Linked DNA regions of Homo sapiens: region 2 is linked to region 1. Evidence: chromatin contacts called from ENCODE Hi-C data. All regions are on one chromosome and are shown on one strand. Each heading gives the region's core, a stretch centred on a gene start or an enhancer-like site at or near the end of the contact. The rest is flanking DNA. Distances are from core to core; before and after follow the strand shown.

Region 1 (2,700 bases), core at 9-2,508:
TGTGGGGATTACATCATAAGGCACACAGTAAGTACTCAGCGAAGGTCAAACTTCCATTCTTGTTACAAGGTCGTCGATATCTTCCACAGTCCCTGGTTCAGGCTCAAGTATGTTTTGTGATTTGATGTCCTACTGTGTTCCTCGCATTAATCAGCCCCTGGGACTTTATAGATTAATGATCACGTTTCCTATTCTTGAAGTATGCAGAGGCACAAGGAACCCAAGGTCTTAGGTCAGCTCACTCGGGTACATCTGGCTCGGGACTGCTTTGGCTAAGATTGGCCAGTGCGACCTGGCAGAGAGAGGGCCAAGTCCAGGGGCGCGCGGCCCCGCCCTGGCCTGAGGATAGTGCTCCCACCCCGGGAGACTTCTAGGGCGGGGCCCATCAAGAATGGGGACGCGGGGAGGTCAAATGCCTGGAGGGGGCGGTAGCGCACGTAAGGTTGGGACCCCAGCTTTGCTTGGGGTTGGCAAAGGGCGGTCGCTCCGTCTGGTGGGGAGGAAAGGGGTGTCCTCAGCCAAGGCCCTAAAGGCCGGGCAGCCTGGCACCAACGGGCGTTCGAGCACCCGTGGGCGTCTTCAGCGACCCCCGGGACTCGGTCAGGGGCTCGTGGGCGCCAGAAAAGAACGGGAGAGCGTAGGCTGCAGATGCCTCTGGGACGCCTTCGTGGAACATTCTCCTGCCCAGACCTTCCCGGCCAGACCTCCGAGAAGCGGTTCCAAACCACCGTGCAGGTGCTACAGGCAGCGCTCGGCGGAGCGGCGGCGGCCACTGCGTGTGCCAGCGCGCGGTCCCGGTTCCCAGATCGCTGTCCCCGGGCGCTCTGGTGCCTGGAGGTCAGCGGTCGGCGGGCAGCGGCAGCTGGCGCAGCGGAGGGCCGGGGGCGCGTGTGTGCGTGTGCTGGGAAGGTGGCCCTCCCCGCGGCCGCCGCAGCGCCAGCGCCTCCCCCTCCCCCGGCGCGCACGGCTCGTCCCCGTCCCTGGAGGCGGCCCGAGCCGCCCCTGAGCAGCCTCGCCTTCGCCTCCCGCGTTTCCTGCCGTCCGCCCTCCCCCGGCCGAGCTCCAGGGGCTGCCGCCTAGCAGCTCCCGGCGGGAGAGCGGTTCAGAGCGCGCACGGGGGCGGGCGGAGGCGGCCCGGTGCGGGGCGGCCGCGCTGGAGAGAGGCGCGCGCGGAGACGCCGGCCCCCCTCTCCGCGTTTGCTCGCTTGCTCCCCGCCTCCCGCACTCCGCTCGCTCCCACCCCTTCCCGGCGTGATTGATCCGTCACGGGCGCCGCCGCTGCCGCCGCCGCCGCCGCGGCCGTTCTGAGCCGAGCCGGAACCCTAGCCCGAGACGGAGCCGGGGCCCGGGCCGGCGCCATTGCGCGGGCGCCGCGGGAAGACCTTGGCGCGGGGCGGCGGGCCGGGCCAGGCCATGCGGGCCGAGTGAGCCGGCGCCCGCAGCCCGCGGCGCGGCATGGCTTCCCCGCGGAGCTCCGGGCAGCCCGGGCCGCCGCCGCCGCCGCCACCGCCGCCCGCGCGCCTGCTACTGCTACTGCTGCTGCCGCTGCTGCTGCCTCTGGCGCCCGGGGCCTGGGGCTGGGCGCGGGGCGCCCCCCGGCCGCCGCCCAGCAGCCCGCCGCTCTCCATCATGGGCCTCATGCCGCTCACCAAGGAGGTGGCCAAGGGCAGCATCGGGCGCGGTGTGCTCCCCGCCGTGGAACTGGCCATCGAGCAGATCCGCAACGAGTCACTCCTGCGCCCCTACTTCCTCGACCTGCGGCTCTATGACACGGAGGTGAGTGTCCGGCTGCCCCTGCCGTCGGGGCTTCGGGGGGCATTGGGGTGGGTGGTTTGGACACAGGCAACCTCCGGCCTTTGGTCAGATCCCCGATTGACCGGCCCGCGCCTGCCGAGGGCAGAGAGGGCTGGTGCCCAGTGTTCACCCCCGCGGTCCTGCTGGGCTTGGCTGGCACAGCTGGTAACATTTGCCAAGCACCCCCTCCTCTGGTCTTATGTGTGTATGTGTGTGTGGGGAGGGGTGGGGGTGGGATAGAAGACTGGGGTCTCTTTTGACCAGAGAAAAAGGAGTGGAGAAGGTGGGGGCTGGACCCCCAAAGGCCTACATTGATTGTCCCTGTCCAGGTCCCGCTCATGGGGCTGCGAGGTACCGAGTGGGAGGAACAGGCGCATTGACTGCAAACTGGGCCACCCAGGGCCGGAGGGGCCGCGGGCCTGCTCACAGGCCCCCAGGGAAGCCGAGCCGCGCTTTGAGGTCCGGAAGGCTCCGGAACCCAAGGGGCTTGAGCGTGCAGCGTGGCTGGGCGCCTGGTGCGCGCCAGCAGCTCTGAGCCCGCTCCGCGCGGGCAAGTGTGGGGCCACCGGCTCTGCAGCGCTTCTGCCTGGACGTGCCCGGCGCTGCCTGTGGCCAGAGCGATTTCAGGAGACCCCTGCCTCGGGTTAGTTGCTCAGAAAGTGCCCTGGCAGTTCTCGTCCCGGACGTGCAGTGGTGTCCGGCCGCGCCGCTGCTGTTGGCCGGGCGGCTGCAGGCAGTTTCTCACGGCTCAGGCTTGAAGCATCCGACCTAGCAGCCGGAGCACAGACTTGGAGAGCAGTCCGGAGCGGAGCCAGAGAGCCAAGGGCTTTCCATCCCAAGACCCCTCCCCACGCCCTCGGTTTGGGTTCTGCCTGAAGCCCCAGAGCGGACCTTCACCGCCAGGCC
Region 2 (2,789 bases), core at 290-2,789, 240 kb before region 1:
TTGGATGAATGAAATATGAACATGTTCACACCTCCACCTGGATATACAAAGTGTTTTATAAGTATTAGGGATATTAAATTGCATTACAAATGCAGTTTGCAGGAGGATAGTTTACATTTTTAGGAATCGTTTCACATCCCCAAAGGGGCACTGAAAACCCATCAGTTGCAAATGGCCCTCCTTAGACCGTTCTCAGCTCCTGAAGGTTTGCTGGCCCTCCCTTTTTACATTATAAATGGGAATAGGGCTTCCTTTGTGTTAGAAACAACAGCCCTGACACTGAGGGATCCCAGAGACACACACAGGAGGAGAAAGAAACACCAAAGTTCCTATCCCCAGATCCATCTTCCTTTTGGGAAACTGGAAGTTGCAGCAAAGTTCACAAAAGACCATGGAACCCAAAGTTGGCCTCTGCCACTGAGTTGGCAGGGCCCTATATCATATGCAAAATTGCAACTTTCTGACATGAGCCATGGGGCTGAGAAGCTAAAACTATACTCCAGCTGCCCTTTGATCTGCAATAAATGCCAGGCTGGACACTCTGGCAGGAAAAGCTATCATCGGATTTGGGTCTTGTTGCCCAGGAGACAATGGGCTGTCTTGGGCTTCTTCAGGCAAACAAAGAGTTAACCAAGGCCACCTTCTCAATCCCGTTTCCTTTGGGCCGACTAGAGGTTGTTTCCTAGACTTTCTGTTCCCTTATTCAATTGAAGATGTGTACTAATCCCCCAAATTCAAAGGGGAGGGGGTCAGAAGCTATAGAAAGCATGGCTCTTCTGCAAAACTGCATGGAGAAAGAGCTGAGCAAGGGCAAGAGCCTACAGACCTGGATTCAAGTCCTGGCTTTTGGACTGGCCACTTTCTAAGCTTCTCTCAACCTCAATGTTATAAAAATACCTGCATTGCGATGGGATTAATAGAAGCCCAAACCTCAGCACCGTGCAATATACCCTTGTAAAAAACCACACATGACCACTCCCTGAATCTAAAATAAAAATAAAAATACTTGCATTGCTTTCCAACACATAGTTACTGCAAGAATCAAGCAGTAATTTCTATCACTTATTTTGTGCCTAGTATATACTGGAATCATGGGAAGCACATTATTTCTAATTTCTCTAATATTCACAACATTTCTAGGAAGGTAAAATGGTCTAATTAATCGCCTTTTTCAGATGGGGAAACTGAGGCACAGAGCGATGAAATCCATTGCCCAAGATCACTCAGCCAGCCACAGTTCAAACCCAGGCAGTCTGACCTTAACCGAGGCCCATTTTAACTTAGGTCTACTTTAACTTATATCTTACTATTCAGCCAACCGCCTGAGTTCTGCTGGAGAAACTGAGGCCCGGGGAACGGAAGGGATCAGATCTCTGGCTTCCAGGCCACAGCTCTTTCCACCACCGGTGGAGCCACTGCCCATGATAGACGTGACCGCTTAGGTAACTCAGAGCTGGGTTAAGCAACCGAGCAATTCAGTTCCGTTATTTCTTGAGCAGCAAAAGCCCCAGATGTCCCTCCCGGTGTTCATGCTTCGCACCTGTGTGCGGAGAGGCACCAGACCTGCCCTTACCAGAAGCCAGCCAGCACGCACAACCTAAGCTGCTGGCGCTGGGTGCGCTGAGGCTGTTGGCGCTGGCGCTGGCGCTGTTTCTGAAGTCCCTCTCTGCCTAAGATTGGAGGCTCCGCACCCAGCTCAGACATCTCGGGTGCCCAGACAACGCTCCAACCGCCCCAGCTGCCCAGGGATCCCATTCACAGCTATAACCCCTGCACTGCCAGGAGGTAGCCGCCCGCGGGACCGCCAGTGCGCACTGAGTGGCAAGACTCCCTTTTATGTCCAGGAATGAGGCACGCATCGCAGCCGCGTCCGCCGCCAAAACCGACTTCCCCCACGGGCGCGGAGGCAGCCGGTGCCACCCTCCGACCGGGTTGCTTACCTGTCGCACCGCGGGTCTGGGTGACAGCAGGGAGGGGCGTGGAGACCGAGAGCAGCATCAGCAGACACCAGCACTGCCCGTTGTTCCTCCTGCAAGATGTGCCCGAGGGAGAAAAGGTGAGGCGGGCAAGAGTATTGGAGGGGCCCGGGACGCGAGGAAGCAGAGAAGCGGGTCTTACCTTGGTGCCATCTCGCGGGTCTGCGGAGCCCCGGAAGGCGCGCGGCTAGTCGAGCAGAGCGTTGGAGCTTAGCGGAGGACGAAGGGTCGCTGAGCGCTGGCCGCCGCGCTCGCCCTTCCTGCAGGGAACAAAGGCGGCGCTCGGCAGCGGCGGCGGCGGGCAGAATCCCGGCTCCCGGCCCGCGCCCCGAGTCACCCGCGCTCTGAAACCCGACTCCGCCGCGCCCTGCGCTCCCCCGCGCGCTGCGCACTCACGCCCGGGGGATACCGGCCGCCCCGGCCGCCTCCCCACGCCCCTTTCCCCCTCGACGGACGTGCGCTCGCCTCTGCTGCCTCCACCCGCGGCTGCCTTATGTAACCTGCGAGGAAAGCCCCGCGCCCGCGTTCGTTGGGGCAAGCGGGATGGGCTCCCTCCCGCCCTTAAGTCTGTCCTGTCGGGGCTGACCCGCAAGAAAGCACTCTTTCACAGCCGCTGAGGGAATCCTCTCCACAGCCCAGGAAGGCTGGAATCAGTGATTTCCTTATATGATGGACAAGGAGACTGAGGCTCAGAGAGGTGGAGCGTATGTCCCAAAGTCCCAAGCTGCACTGAGCTCCTAGATGCTGTGACCCACCCTGCACGCCTGACACATGGACCGACTTGAATGCCCAGGAGTGGACCTGCCTGGGGGC

What was found. A loop is a pair of places that touch in the nucleus more often than their neighbours do. Pooled maps may share reads with other maps.
Region 2: a loop to region 1 is called in a pooled map, with 4 times the contacts of the local background. The contact joins the promoter of COL15A1-AS1 here to the promoter of GABBR2 in region 1. A Hi-C loop is called at or near these places in 1 of 50 pooled maps.

What each region holds. Positions count from the first base shown.
Region 1 is chr9:98,707,493-98,710,192 of GRCh38, reverse strand. It overlaps GABBR2 (gamma-aminobutyric acid type B receptor subunit 2), which reads left to right and starts at 1,258. Exons shown (of 19, transcript NM_005458.8): 1 at 1,258-1,776. The coding sequence starts at 1,456. RefSeq lists enhancers at 1-166, 1,919-2,489.
Region 2 is chr9:98,943,402-98,946,190 of GRCh38, reverse strand. COL15A1-AS1 (COL15A1 antisense RNA 1) reads left to right here and starts at 1,539. Exons shown (of 1, transcript NR_198999.1): 1 at 1,539-2,789. It overlaps COL15A1 (collagen type XV alpha 1 chain), which reads right to left and starts at 2,284. Exons shown (of 42, transcript NM_001855.5): 1 at 2,119-2,284; 2 at 1,941-2,029. The coding sequence starts at 2,129.